Regions from separate parts of the Homo sapiens genome. Here region 2 is linked to region 1. Evidence: read pairs that join two places in POLR2A ChIA-PET (ENCODE). Cell type or tissue: MCF 10A. All regions are shown on one strand.

Region 1 (8,000 bases):
TGAGTTTCTATTGTCATAGTGAGAGGTGACAGCGTGCTGGCAGTCCTCACAGCCCTGGCTCGGTCTCGGCGCCTCCTCTGCCTGGGCTCCCACTTTGGCGGCACTTGAGGAGCCCTTCAGCCCACCGCTGCACTGTGGGAGCCCCTTTCTGGGCTGGCCAAGGCCGGAGCCGGCTCCCTCAGCTTGCAGGGAGGTATGGAGGGAGAGGCGCGAGCGGGAACTGGGGCTGCGCGCGGCGCTTGCGGGCCAGCTGGAGTTCCGGGTGGGTGTGGGCTTGGCGGGCCCCACACTCGGAGCAGCCGGCAGGCCCTGCCGGCCCCGGGCAATGAGGGACTTAGCACCAGGGCCAGCGGCTGCGGAAGGTGTACTGGGTCCCCCAGCAGTGCCGGCCCACCGGCGCTGCACTCCATTTCTCGCCGTGTCTCGCCGCGCGGCAGGGCTCGGGACCTGCAGCCCGCCATGCCTGAGCCTCCCACCCGCTCCGTGGGCTCCTGTGCGGCCGAGCCTCTCCGACGAGCGCCACCCCCTGCTCCACGGCGCCCAGTCCCATTGACCACCCAAGGGCTGAGGAGTGCGGGCGCAAGGCGCGAGACTGGCAGGCAGCTCCACCTGCAGCCCTGGTGCAGGATCCACTGGGTGAAGCCAGCTGGGCTCCTGAGTCTGGTGGGGAGGTGGAGAACCTTTATGAGTAGCTCAGGGATTGTAAATACACCAATCAGCACCCTGTGTCTAGCTCAGGGTTTGTGAATGCACCAATCGACACTCTGTATCTAGCTACTCTGGTGGGGCCTTGGAGAACCTTTGTGTGGACACTCTGTATCTAGCTAATCTGGTGGGGACGTGGAGAACCTTTGTGTCTAGCTCAGGGATTGTAAATGCACCAATCAGCACCCTGTCAAAACAGACCACTCCCGTCTACCAATCAGCAGGATGTGGGTGGGGCCAGATAAGAGAATAAAAGCAGGCTGCCCTAGCCAGCAGTGGCAACCTGCTCGGGTCTCCTTCCACACCGTGGAAGCTTTGTTCTTTCGCTCTTTACAATAAATCTTGCTGCTGCTCACTCTTTGGGTCCACACTGTCTTTATGAGCTGTAACACTCACTGCGAAGGTCTGCAGCTTCACTCCTGAAGCCAGTGAGACCAGGAACCCACCAGGGAGGAGGAACAGAACTCCAGATGCCCCGCATTAAGAGCTGTAACACTCACCACGAAGGTCTGCAGTTTCACTCCTGAGGCAACAAGACCACGAACCCCACCAAAAGGAAGAAACTCTGAGAACACATCCGAACATCAGAAGGAACAAACTCCAGACATGCCGCCTTTAAGGACTGTAACACTCACCGCGAGGGTCTGCGGCTTCATTCTTGAAGGCAGTGAGACCAAGAACCCACCAATTCCAGACACAATAGCCTCCCAGGCTGGGTGCAGTGGCTCACAGTCTGTAATCCCAGCACTTTGGGAGGCCAAGGCAGGTGGATCAGCTGAGGTCTGGAGTTCAAGATCAGCCTGGCCAACATGATGAAACCCCATCTCTACTAAAAATACAAAAATTAGCCAGGCATGGTTGTGGGAGCCTGTACTCCCAGGTACTGGGGAGGCTGAGGCAGGAGAGTCACTTGAATCCGAAAGGTGGAGGTTGCGGTGAGCTGAGATCACACCACTGCACTCCAGCTTGGGCAACAGAGTGAAACTCTGTCTCAAAAAATATATATATAATATAATATATACAGAGCATTATTAGAGAAAAATAATCACTATGTATTACTACAAATATTGCAGAAGACATAACAATTCCGAACTTGTTTGTATCTTTTAGTATAGCCTCAAAAAATATAAAGAAAATGACTGAATTACTAAAATAAATTTATAAAATCACAGTCTTAGTGGGATATTTCAACATGCTTCTTTCAGTAATTGAGAGATCAAGCAGACAAAAAGAGAACCTCAATAAGAAAAAAAGAAAACATGACTACAGAACACACATTCTTCTGAAGCACCCACACAACTTTTATGAAAATTGACTACATGCTAGAGCAAAACAAGTCTGAACATATTTTGTAAAATTATACAATAAATCCCCTGCTATCAAAACACAATGTAATTAAAAATCAGTAACAAAAGGATAACTAGAAAAAAGGTACATGTATGAAAGTTTAAAAATATACTTCTAAGAAATATTCATGGGAAGATAAGAAATCATAATGAAAATTTGAAAAACTACACTTTGACCAATCAATAAAGAAAAGGAAACCTTAAAAATGTGGAAAAATCAGCCAGGTGAGGTGGCTCACACCTGTAATCCCAGCACTTTGGGAGGCCGAGGCGGGCAGATCACTTGAGGTCAAGAATTCAAGACCAGTCTGGCCAACATAATGAAACCCCATCTCTACTAAAAGTACAAAAATTAGCAGGATGTGGTGGCAGGTGCCTGTAATCCCAGCTACTGGGGAGGCTGAGGTGGGAGAATCACTAGAACCCGAGAGGTGGAGGTTGCAGTGAGCCGAGATCGCACCACTGCACTCCAGCCTGGGCAACAGAGCAAGACCCTGTCTCAAAAAAAAAAAAAAAAAAAAACCAAGAACACAAAATAGATGGTAGGAATAAGAACAAATATATCAGTAACATCAATACATATGAATGAATTAATTGTTCCAGTTAGAAAAGAGAAATCAACTGGTCAGATTTTTTAAATCCATATGTGCTATTTACATAAAAACAAATCTAAAGCAAAAGAATACAAAAGATTAACAGGAGAAGAATGAAAAAATATATAACATGTAAATATAACCAAACAAAAGCTGGTTAATATAACATGTGTAGAACTAACCAATATATATATTGTTTAGGCTGGGCGTGGTGGCTCACACCTGTAATCCCAGCACTTTGGGATGCCAAGCCAGGTGGATCACCTGAGGTCAGGAGTTCGAGACCAGCCTGACCAACATGGCAAAACCCCATCTCTACTAAAAATACAAAAATTAGTTGTGTGTAGTGGCGCGTGCCTGTAGTCCCAGCTACTCAGGAGGCTGAGACCAAAGAATAGCTTGAACCCAGGAGAAGGAGGTTGCAGTGAGCCAAGATCATGCCACTGCACTCTAGCCTGGGTGACAAAGCGAGACTCTGTCTCAAAGAAAAAAAAATAGAGAGAGAGAGAGAGTTTAGTAACTCCAGCTGGTTACATATTATGTACATTTATAAGACAATATAAAACTTATTGGGTAGCTAAAATAGTACTTAGATGAAGTATATAGCCTTAAAGTTATATATTAGAAAAGACAAAAGTCTAAAAATAAATGAATCGGGCCAGGCGTGGTGGCTCACACCTGTAATTCCAGCACTTTGGGAGGCTGAGGCAGGAGGATCACTTGAGGTCAGGAGTTCTAGACCAGTGTGACCAACATGGCAAAACCCGGTCTCTACTAAAAATACAAAAATTAGCCAGGTGTGGTGGCGCATGCCTGTATTCTCAGCTACTCAGGAGGCTGAAGTAGGAGAAGCTCAAACCTGGGAGGTGGAGGCTGCAGTGAGCAGAGATCGTGCCACTGCACTCCAGCCTAGGGACAGAGTAAGACTGTCCTAAAAAAAAAAAAAAAAAAAAAGAGAGGGTGACAGAAAGAGAGAGAGAGATCAGCCTGGGCAACATGGCAAAACCTCGTCTCTATTTAAAAAAAAGAAAAAGAAAGAAAGAGAGAGAGAGAGAAAGGAAGAAAGGAAGGAAGAAAGAAGAAAGAAAGAAAAGAAAAGAAAGAAAGTTAGTTCTCCCTATTCTTGGTTTTCTGAGATTTTTTTTTCCCCCAGCACAGCACAGCAGTTCTACAGAAAGGCCACCAGACTGCTTATTCATATGGACCTCTAGTCACCCCTGGCAGTGTTTTCCAGCCAGCAAAGGTTTCAAACCTCCCTGGATGGAGCTCAGAGAGGAAGGGATGAGCCACCATCTGTGCTGTTTGGCTGCTTTAGCCACTCTTGCCTTTGGGCTTTGAGGAGTCTGAGGCAACTGGGGGCTGGAGCGGACCTGCAGCATACCACAGCTGCTCTACAAAAACATGGCCAGACTGCTTTTTTAAGCAGGTCTCTGATCCTATTCCTCCTTGCTGGGCAGGAGGTTAATAAGCTGGTCTGCAGCTACCTCTGCCATTGTTTTCCAGCAAGCAGCAGTTCCAAACCTCCTTCAACCTGCCCAGGTCATTGTGCACAAGGGGTCGAAGGATGGAGCTGTCAGAGGTGTGGAGTCCTAATAGGAAAAAGGAGTCAGGCTGGTGGGACCAGGGAAAAGCAAAAAGAGAAAGCAGATCAGCTATAAGTGGGCCTTTCTTCATGATCCAGGACTCATAGCACTCATGTACAAATAACTCACAATCTTCCTGTGCCCAACTGATAGAGGATTTTGCTCCTTAACTCAGCTAAATCCAGGTTCTTGTGTTACAACCAGGAAACATTAGGCATATGGATGCATTGAAGGATGAGGAGGGTGAAATTTATTGAGCAAAAGAGGGGTCCCCTCTCAGCAAATAGAGGGGTCCTGCAAACAGGTTTCCACCTCACAATTGAATACCAGGGCTCCCACATATGCACTGAAGAGTCAGGCTCCTTCCCTTGCATAAGGTATGAATTCCTGGTGGCTCCACCCCGACCTTTCGGTGTGCATGGGGGCCCTTAGTCTGAGCCACTCCACATTGATTTATTTCCCTTACTGTGCATGTGTTAAGGGATGGAATTTTTCACCGTGCACATGTTTAGGCAAGCCCCTGTGCACAATGACCTGGGCGGGTTGGAAGTTCTCCAAGGACACTTCCCTATCTGCCTAGGCATTTGGCTGGCCGTTGCCTCTATCACAACTATCACCAGACCCTCAGCTGATAGAAATTGGAAGTTAGCTCACTGCAACCTTGGCATTGTCGGTACTGCTGTGCCGATGTAACCATCCGTACACAGAAAAGAGCCATCCTATAAAATCCCCAGCAAGCCTTTGTTTCCTTGCAGTCAGCTCCTCTCTTGCTGACTCTGCCAGTTGCTCTTTTGCAACATATTCATACTTTCTCTAATAAATCTGCCTATCTTTACCTACAACTATCTTGGTAAATTATTTTACCGTCCACACATTACCAGCCCCAGAGAGTTGCTGCTCACCTGTGACATTTTAGTTGCCCGTAGGGGAACTCTCTCTCCTTATGGGGAACTCTCTCACCTCTCTCTTTCTCTTTCCCAACTGGGGACCCTTGGTGGACAGCATCTAAGCATAAAAACAACTATAGGTCTCTGGCTGGAGCTACACTTAGGTGGAACTAAACGGTGTCCATGTGGAACTGTCTTACGGCTACCACCCATTTGGGTGAGAGGCCTAAGTTTATGTTATCTTTTCAGTCTCCCAGCAGCTGGCTTCTAGTATCCCTCTGGCAATTGACAGCAACTAGCCCAGGCCACTTTCCAGTGTTACCTGAAGGCCAGAGGGTGAATGGGGCTGGCCACCTTGCCCAGAAGGGAAGAAGGCTCTCTCCTGTATTTTCTGGTTGGAAGTCCCTAATCCCTATGCATGCAACTGGCCATGGATGCTCATTCAGAGCAAATTCACACACGTTTTGGGTGACTCAGACCCTCTCTTTCTTACTCTAAATTCTCCTGTGGAGTCAGCCAGGCATCCTGTCCCAGATGTTGCTAAATCAGGTGATCTCAGACAGCCTCGGAACAATGAGTCTTCCCCTACCCGCCCCCTCCGCTGGGCTAGCACAGGCAGAGCTCTCCCTTCACCTGTTTTCCTTGTACCTGGATTGGCCTTATGCGGGATGGCCAATGCAGGTACAAGGAAGCAGCCAAGTGGTCTTTTCTAATAGGTGGGACCCCCCTTTAGAAAGTGCACCCCCAAGTCCCTCAGCAGACACAGTGGAACCCTTTTTCATCTTGGAGGGACACCTCGAGAGAAAGTGTGGTTCATGCTCCAAAAAGAGTCCCGCCCCCAAGCACATGGTTCCCAGGCCCACCATGGGACAAACCCCGTCTGTTCCTTCAGACTCACCTCTAGGCTGCATCCTAAAGTATTGGGGCAAATTCAACCCCCAAACTCTCAAAAAAGAAACATCTGGGTTTTCTTGTGTAATACAGCATGGCCGCTATGCAGGAAATCCTCAAATTAACCTCCTCAGTCTTTTATCATTGAGAGCAGAATAAGGATAACAGGACTAAAAAGAGAAAGAAAAATGCAGAGACAGGAGGCAGACTCAACTGTTGGCTGCTTCACAAGCCCTCAGCTCCCTCCAGGTTTCCTTAAAAGCACTCGTCCAAGTAATTGCCATCAGTGCAGAAGGCCAGGCCGATAAAAGACAAAGTGCCCCGATAAAATAAATGGGAAAAAGCCCTGTATGGCTTAGCACCTCTGCCACAAGCTCAGCCAGTGGAAACAGGACTGCCCTGGAAACCAAAGGGCCCCTGGGAAGGAATCCTAACCCCTGATGGCCGTGAGCTAAAGGGGCTCTCTTCTCCAGCTGAAAAGATCTCACCTTAACTGGTGAGTTGTGAAAGGGGATGAATTTGTCCCAAACCGTGTAGGTCTGGGGTGCTAAGGCTCTCCCTAATGGGAAATAAACAAGGGTGGTAGGGTGCTGCCACCACTCCGTGCAGTGGCTAGAAGGCTCACGCCTGTAATCCCAACATTTTGGGAGGCCAAGGCGGGCAGATCACTTGAGATCAGGAATTTAAGACCAGCCTGGCCAACATGGCGAAACCCTGTCTCTACTAAAAATACAAAAATTAGCCAGGCGACTAATTTTTGGTGACGGGCACCTGTAATCCCAGCTACTTGGGAGGCTGAGGCAGGAGAATCACTTGAACCCAGGAGGTTGGAGGTTGCGGTGAGCTGAGATCAGGCCACTGTACTCCAGCCTGGGTGACAAAGTGAGAATCCATCTAAAAAATATATATAGATATATAGATATAGATATATACCTCAATAAAATTGTTTAAAATTTTTTTAAAGACATACAAATGGCCAAGAAGTATATGAAAAAATGTTCAGCATCACTAATCATCAGGAAAATGCAAATCAAAACCATAATGAGATATCTCATCTCAGTTAAAATAGGGTATCAATAAAATATCTATTATCAAAAAGACAGAAAATAACAGATGCTGGCAAGGATGTGCAGAAGAGAGAACACTAGTCTATTCTTGGTGGGAATGTAAATTAGTACAGTCACAATGGAGAACAGTATGGCGGTTTCTCAATAAAGTGAAAATAGATCTGTCATACGATTCAGCAATCCCACTGCTGGTAATATATCAAAAGGAAAGAAAATCAGTATATCAAAGGGATATTTACATCCTCATGTTTATTACAGCACTATTTATAATAGTCGAGATATGGAATCAGCCTAAGTGTCCATTAATGGATGAATGAATAAAGGAAATGCAGTATATATACACAATGGGATACTAGTCATTCACAAAAAAAGAATGAAATCCTTTCACTTGCAGCACGATACAGAAATACAAACATCAAATGTTCTCACTCATATATGGGAGATAAAAAAGTAAATCTCATAAAGGCAGAGAGTAGGATGGTGATTCCCACAGGCTGGGAAGGGTAGAGGACGGGGGAGGATAAAGAGAAGTTGGTTAATAGGTACAAAAATACAGTTAAACAGAAGGAACAAATTCCAGTGTTCCATAACACAGCAAGGGACCTTTAGTTAAAAGAACGTATAGCAAATTTCAGAACAGCTAGAAAAAAAGATATGGAATGTTCCCAACACAAAGAAATGGTAAATGTTTGAGGTGATGGATACCCAATTACCCTGATTTGATCATTACATATGGTATGCTTGTATCAAAATATCACACGTACCCCATAAATATGTACCGCTATTATGCATCAATAAAAAATCATGTTGCACATGAAAAAAATAGAAGAGATTAGCTGAGAGTCTAGCACCTTTTAAACATCTGAATAGGAAATATTTGCCATCTATTGCCTCTAAGGGTGGCCGCCTATGAGACTTCATCTACATA
Region 2 (8,000 bases), 130 kb after region 1:
CAGAGGAGACTGATGCTTAAGAGTTCTCTATAAAGGAGGTGACTGCCGTAGCCTAGGCTTCCTTCCTTCTACCTCCATGTCCTTCCTACTTCATTGAAAGAATTTATCCCCAAATCGCTTATGTGGGGCACAGGGAACTCTCCTATCAGCCAAGGGTCCTCCAGCCCCACCTACTGCTCACTACAGTTCCCAGGGTCTCCTGAGGCCTGTGTCCCTGTCATCCTCAGTCACTGGTCGTGTGGGACAAGGTGAGTAAACCTGACCTCCTCTGGGTCAGCCTTTCATTCAGCTGCCATGTGCTGAGGGCTTGCCATACCAACACAAGGCATCCTTTGTAAGGGTAACATTAGGAGCATAGGGAAGAGGTTGATGAGCTGGATCTTTTAAGACAAGGGAAAGTAGAGAAAATACACCAAGCAGAGGGAACCAAGTGTAAAGGTACAGTGCTAAAAGAACACCTGAGGCTGGGCACAGTGGCTTACGCCTGTAATCCCAGCACTTTGGGAGGCCGAGGCGGGTAGATCACCTGAGGTCGGGAGTTTGAGACCAGCCTGACCAACATGGAGAAACCCCGTATCTACTAAAAATATGAAATAAGCTGGGCGTGGTGGCACATGCCTGTAATCCCAGCTACTCGGGAGGCTGAGACAGAAGAATCACTTGAACCCGGGAGGCGGAGGTTGCAGTGAGCCGAGATGGCGCCATTGCACTCCAGCCTGGGCAACAAGAGTGAAACTCCATCTCGAAAAAAAAAAGGTGGTCCTGCTGCTATGAATAGATAGCTCCATGGACCCAGCAGGGGTTAGGGTAGAGGCTCCCACTTATGCCTCGGTGGGCTCTCCCACCTGCGTCACACCCTGGCTAGTGACCCAGTCAGACGTGCTGGGGACCCTGGCTGACCACCTGTACCAGGGGCAAGGAAGGAAGGAGAGGGGAGCATTGTGAAGCAGGGCAGGATGACTCTTGAAGGTGGAGACAGGCCCTGGACAGCTCTGGGACCCTTAATGGTGGCAGCAGCCCCCAGTCATAGGCCTCATTGTGTGGGCAGCCTGGGACAGCTAAGATCCCCATGAGGTCTCTTTAAAGGATTCACTAAATGCTCCATTTAGTCTTGGTTTGTTTTTTTGTTTTGTTTTGTTTTTTGAGATGGAGTCTCGCTCTGTTGCCTGGCTGGAATGCAGTGGTGCAATCTTGGCTCACTGAAAACTCCAACTCCCTGGTTCAAGCAATTCTGCCTCAGCCTCCTGAGTAGCTGGGATTACAGGCATGCGCCACCACACCCAGCTAATTTTTGTATTTTTAGTAGAGACGAGGTTTCACCATGTTGGCTAGGATGGTATCGATCTCCTGACCTCGTGATCCATCTGCTTCGGCCTCCCAAAGTGCCGGGATTACAGGCGTGAGCCACCACGCCTGGCGATTTTGTTTCTTACCCTTTAGTGTAAGGTGATTATCAGCTGAAGATTTAAACACATCCATGAGGAGATGGGGGAAGGGGTTCCTTCAGAAAGTCCTAAAGCTTTCCTCTGGAATTTTTTTTTTTTTTTTGGAACAGAGTTTCACTCTTATTCCCCAGGCTGGAGTGCAATGGCACGATCTGGGCTCACCACAACCTCCACCTCCCAGGTTCAAGGGATTCTTCTGCCTCAGCCTCCCGAGTAGCTGGGATTACAGGCATGCACCACCACGCCCGGCTAATTTTGTATTTTTAGTAGTGATAGGGTTTCTCCATGTTGGTCAGGCTCGTCTCGAACTCCTGACCTCAGGTGATCTGCTCGCCTCGGCCTCCCAAAGTGCTGGGATTACAGGCATGAGCCACCGCACCCAGCATCCCCTTTGGATTTTAATTCAAAGCACATACTCTCAGGAGTTTAATTTCAAGAGGAAAGCCAGTTCAGACAACAGAGAAGAGAAAGGAGGTGGGGGAAAGGTAGACGGGAAAGATAAAAGAAGAAAGGCCCCTAATGTTTTCCTCAGCACTGCCAAGGCAGGACCTCACCCTCAGCCTCTGACCCCTTTGTGATAAGCAGGAGTCCTGGGGCCTGGCCAGATAATTCACCCATGGGGGATGTGGGCAGATGGCAGCTCTCCAGAAGCACCAGTTAAGATAGCTTGAACCACAGACCTGACTACCTGCCCTAACCCCTCCCAGCTCCCACCTCTACTGCTGCCCCTCCAGTTCCTCCACTGAAGCTTCGTAAGGCTCCCCAAACAGAGGTTTGGCCTCCCAGAAAGCAGGATGTACCAGGAATATCCTCATCCCTATCCTTTGGAGCTCACAGAGGCCCAAAGAAGTCTGACTCTCAGGTCTTCCTCCCCAGTTAAAGGCATTACCAGACACCATTCTGTGAACCCTCTCTCCCACAAGAAAGGCCTTCTTCTAAGCCCCACCCAGGCTCTACAGAGGGTGCAGGTTGCAGGTGCCCTCCAGGCAGAGTGCACTATGTGTGCTGCCTGAGAGAATATAGCATGTTCCGGCAGAGCTTCCACCTGGGCCTACCCCAGAACCCACCTTGAGGTAGCCAGCAAGGAGAAGGCAGTTCAACCTAAGCATGGGGAGAACAGAGTCAGAAGAGTCTGAGAGGCAGGGAAGAGCCAGTGCTTCCAGGAGATGAGAAGAGACCTAAAGTCTAGAACAGAAAGGCTTGCAGGCACTGAAATCCCAAAAGCACCCAACTCATCACCCCAAGAAAACAAGCTGCTCCAGGATTCTGGCAGGGATGAGGATTGGCAGTGTGGACACAGCTGGGTTGGCAGTGTATCCTGACCACCAGCTTCCTGCCAAGTGTGTGTTTGTGCCAGTCAGCCTGTGGCAGACACAGCAGCAGGTGGCCCCAGCACATGCGCAGTGGCCATGGGGAGTGAGATCCCTAGGTCTGACTCTTTGGGGGACATTAGCCCTGCCATGGGTGAGTGGGGAGGAAGTCAATAGACTAAGATTATTGGGGGAACATAGGGGCACCCGATCCCATGCAGCCCATAAAACTAGAGGGGTACAGGACGTGAGTATTATGAAGTTTTTCCTAGTGGAGATATGGGAGGGAGCAGGGAGACAGACTGGAAGTGGCCTAGGTAGGAAGTCTGACCTAGGTGTGATTCTTGAGTTGAAGACAGGGAGAAAGTGAGTTGTTATTTCCTAGCCATTACTAACCAGTAGTGGCCAGACACAGTGGCTCACACCTGTAATCCTACCACTTTGGGAGGCTAAGGTGGGAGGATCACTTGAGCCCAGGAGTTTGAGACCAACCTGGTCAACATGGTGAAACCCCATCTCTATAAAAAATACAAAAAAAAAAAAAAAGGTCAGTTGCTGTGGCTCACACCTATAATCCCAGCACTTTGGGAGGCCAAGGCAGGAGGATCACCTGCAGTCAGGAGTTCAAGACCAGCCTGGTCAACATGGTGAAACTTCATCTCTATTTAAAAAATAGAAAAATTAGCCGGGAGCAGTGGAGGGCGCCTATAATCCCAGCTATTGGGGAGGCTGAGGAACAGGAGAACTGCTTGAACCCGGGAGGTGGAGGTTGCAGTGAGCGAAGATTGCACCACTGCACTCCAGCAGGGCAACAGAGCGAGACTCCATCTCAAAAAAAAGAGATTTTGGCCAGGCGCGGTGGCTCACGCCTGTAATTCCAGCATTTTGGGAGGCCAAGGCGAGTGGATCACTTGCGGCCAGGAATTCGAGACCAGCCTGGCCAACATGGTGAAACCCTGTTTCTACTAAAAATACAAAAATTAGCGGGGCATGGGGGCAGGGGGCCTGTAATCCCAGCTACTCGGGAGGCTGAGGCAGGAGAATTGCTTGAACCCAGGAGGCAGAGGTTGCAGTGAGCCGAGATCACACCATTGCACTCCAGCCTGGGCAACAAGGGCAAAACTACATCTCAAAACAGATATATATATAGATATATAGATAGATATAGATATATAGATATATAGATAGATATATAGATATATATAGAAGCTGGGTGTGGTGGCATGTGCCTGTAGTCCCAGCTACTTGAGAGGCTGAAGTGGGAGGGTCACTGGAGCCCAAGAGGTCAAGGCTACAAGGCTACATTGAGCTGTGATCACACCACTGCAGTCCGACCTGGGTGACAGAGTGAGACTCTGTCTCAAACAACAACAACAACAACAACAACAAGCTGGGCGCGGTGGCTCATTCTTGTAATCCCAGCACTTTGGGAGGCCGAGGCAGGTGGATCACTTGAGGCCAGGAGTTTGAGACCAGCGTGGCCAACATGGTGAAACCCTGTCTCTACTAAAAATACAAAAATTAGCCGGGCATGGGGGCAGGGGGCCTGTAATCCCAGCTACTCAGTAGGCTGAGGCAGGAGAATCTCTTGAAACAGGGAGGCAGAGGTTGCAGTGATTTGAGATTGCACCACTGCACTCCAGCCTGGGCGACAGAGCAAGACTCCGTCTCAAAAAAAAAAAAAAAAAAAAAGAAACAAAAACACCCCAAAACAAACTAACCAGTAGAAAGCGAGATGTTTAGAGAGATGGTGGAAAGCTGTATAATACATCAAACTCAACCTGAGCTCCATTTTCTCTGCCCACCCAGGGCTTGCAGAGGTTGCAGGCATCGTGATGGATGCCAGGCAGTAAATACCTATGCATCTGCTGCCTAAGTTTTGTAATGGCTGGCAGCCAGATTAACTGCACCAGATCATCATCCACACCTCCTGCTGAATGGAGATGCAGCTGCACCAGGCACCACAGCTGCTGAACCCAGGTGCTATACACCATACCCAAGCTCAGCTGGGTCCCCAGCCCTAGCTGACCAGGCTGTGTGGCTGCAGGTCAGGGTGCCCCACCAAGCATCAGTCTGCTCAACTGTAAGCATCAGGTGAGAGTTTAGACATAAAAATGCTTGTAAAATATAAGTCCACTATCAGCTGGGCATGGTGGCTCATGCCCATAATCCCAGCATTTTGGGAGGCCAAGGCAGATGGATCACTTGAGGTCAGGAGTTCAAAACCAGCCTAGCCAACATGGTGAAACCCCATCTCTACTAAAAATACAAAAATTAGCCAGGTGTGGTGGCGTGCGCCTGCAGTCCCAGCTACCTGGGAGGCTGAGGCAGGAGAATCACTTGAACCTGGGAGGCAAGAGGTTGCAGTGAGCTGAGATCATGCAACTACACGCTGCACTCCAGCCTGGGTAACAGAGAGAAATTCTGTCTCAAAAAAAAATTATATATATATATAATTTTTTACATACATAATTATATATATATAATTTTATATATATAATACATAGACATATATATATATACACACACACACATATATGTATATAAGTCCCATATAAATAGCTGTAAATCCCCTATGCTGGACAATTGTGGGGAAGATAGAAACCCAACAGGCTCTCTGAGGCAGTCTGCAGAAAGTGGGCTTTGCTTGTGGAGAACCATAGGAGGCTGCTGGAATACAGGAGGATCATGGTCTCTGAATTTTCCTGCACAACGTCTCACTAAATCTGCCCCTCCCTGTCCTCTCCTCCTCCCTTTCTCCTCATATCTCGGTAGGTACCCTCTGCCCTTTTATTGCTCATACTTTTCCTTTATGATACAATTCCTCCTAAGAAAACCAAATACTTGGAACAGAAATGGGGAGGTTGGAAAACAAGACTCATTAGAGAAGCCTTCTGGGTGGTGATCAGGCCTTGGAGGTGGGAACACCATTTCCCTGTGACTTGTGCCCAAGTGAATAAAATCGTACTTTAGATCTAGAGCTTCCTGTAGAGCAGACAAGTGAATTTTCCAGCTGTTGCACAACCAGGAAGAACCTTGTAGCTCTAAATTAATCTTTTTTGCCAGCTCTGTGAAAATGATTCTGAATCCTTTAAATATTTTTCCTTTGACAGCTGGCACAATGTTTGTCAATAGAGGACACTGGAGGAACATTTCAGGAGGAACCATTACTTCCTTGTTCTGGTGGGTCCCGGAACATGACTTCAGGACTCATCTCCGGCAGTGCATGGCAGCCAGTAGTACCCAGTGGGCAGCAGCTTCAGGCTGTTTCATAAGGGAATGCCTCCTGTGAGCCACCTCCCATACACAGCTTTCCCAGGCACTCTAGAGTGTAGAATTCTAGAGGTAAGTTCTGGAAGGCAGATTTCTGGCACATTCCACCAACATGCCATCAGAGCAACTTCTGAGTCATTCAGTGAGCCACAGCCATGCCCTTTTCTTTTTTTCTTTTTTTTGAGATGGGGTCTCACTCTGTTACCTAGACTGGAGTGCCATGGCTTGATCTCGGCTCACTGCAACCTCCACCTCCCAGGTTCAAGAGATTCTCCTGCCTCAGCCTCCCAAGTAGCTGGGCTTACAGGTGCTCACCACCACACTTGGCTAATTTTTGTATTTTTAGTAGAGACAGGGTTTCACCAAGTTGGCCAGGCTGGTCTCGAACTCCTCACCTCAAGTGATACACCCACTTTAGCCTCCTAAAGTGCTGGGATTACAGGCATGAGCCACCACACCCGGCCTTTTTGTGTGTGTGTGAAGCAGAGTCTCGCTCTGTCACTCAGGCTGAAGTGCAGTGGTGCCATCTTGGCTCAGTGCAACTTCCACCTCCTGGGTTCAAGCGATTCTCCTGCCTTAGCCTCCTGAGTAGCTGGGATTACAGGCATGTGCCACCACACCCGTATTTTTAGTAGAGACAGGGTTTTGCCATGTTGGCCAGGCTGGTCTCGAACTCCTGACCTCAAGTGATCCACCTGCCTCAGCCTCCCAAAGTGCTGGGATTACAAGCATGAGCCACTGCACCCGGCCAAGCCATGCCCTTTTCAACAATGTCTGGATCTCAGACCTGGTGGCTAGAGCTCTTCCCTGTGTGCTCTAACTCTAGGAGTAACAGCCGCTCCTAACATCTGCTCTTCCTATGTGCTTTAGAGTTCTCTCTGCTTATTAGCCAATTCCTCATTACTCCAATCCCCCATCACCAAATAGAGTTGATAACTCTTTACAGTAAACTATCCCTGTTGATATTGTGTCATTTGTCTCTCTTCATTGGACCCTGACATACAAACAGCATGGTGGTTGTATGTGCAGTAGTTGGATGGGAAGGGGCATTCTTAGGACCTGCATCTTCAGTCTCTCTGGAAAAGCCAAGGCCTGGAGGAGGGCCACAGCTATACGATACAGGTGAAGGCAGGCAGGAAGGGGCTTTTGTGCTGAATACCTTGGGCCTAAAGTGTGATAAATGTTTAGAGAATGAAAAATTACACTAGCACTGGCCTTCAACCTCTTATCAAATTTCAGGGATTCTTCAAGACCCTTGTCCAGTTTTCCTCACAAGTGTCCCAGGAACAAAGGACAGAGTCTAAAATTCCTTTCAGCACTACTTTTCTCTAAGCAGGGGTATTATGAAATCTGACTGGTATTTCAGAATGCAGACTGACCTGGAATATAGAGACTACAGGCAAGATCAGTCAGGAGGCCTTTGCAATAGACCCCATGAGAAATAAAGTTCAAGAAAAAGGAAAGCATAAAAACAAAACACATGCTTTTCCTCAGAGAACCAGCCTTTGAAGTCAGATTACTAGATAACCATACTAAAAAATTATTTGTTGTTGCTGGGCACGGTGGCATACGCCTGTAATCCCATCACTTTGGGAGGCCAAGGCGGGTGGATCACCTGAGGTCAGGAGTTTGAGACCAGCCTGGCCAACATGGTAAAACTCCGTCTCTACTAAAAATACAAAAATTAGCCAGGCGTGGTGGCAGGCACCTGTAAGCCCAGCTACTCAGGAGGCTGAGGCAGGAGAATTGCTTGAACTCGGGAGGCAGAGGTTGCAGTGAGCCGAGATCGCGCGACTGCACTCCAGCCTGGGAAACAAGAGTGAAACTCCATCTAAAAAAAAAAAAAAAAGAGCCAGGCATGGGGGCGGGCGCATGTAATCCCAACTACTCGGGAAGTTGAGGCTGGAGAATTGCTTGAACCCGGAGGTGGAGGTTGCAGTGAGCTGAGATCATACCCCTGCACTTCAGCCCA

What was found. Peaks named below come from ENCODE experiments on the same cell type or tissue, not always from the same donor. Only the 100,000 strongest peaks of a DNase experiment are listed, where the experiment ranks them.
Region 2: POLR2A ChIA-PET joins it to region 1 with 5 read pairs; 8 of 35 experiments call an interaction of 5 or more read pairs at or near these places.

The regions. Positions count from the first base shown.
Region 1 is chr1:153,521,585-153,529,584 of GRCh38, forward strand. No RefSeq gene overlaps it. Among named protein-coding and RNA genes, the nearest start is that of S100A6, 10 kb to the right of the region's middle. In MCF 10A, no CTCF peak of the experiment used is centred here; DNase peaks (open chromatin) are centred at 4,747 and 5,637.
Region 2 is chr1:153,647,268-153,655,267 of GRCh38, forward strand. No RefSeq gene overlaps it. Among named protein-coding and RNA genes, the nearest start is that of SNAPIN, 7.4 kb to the right of the region's middle. In MCF 10A, no CTCF peak of the experiment used is centred here; a DNase peak (open chromatin) is centred at 6,084.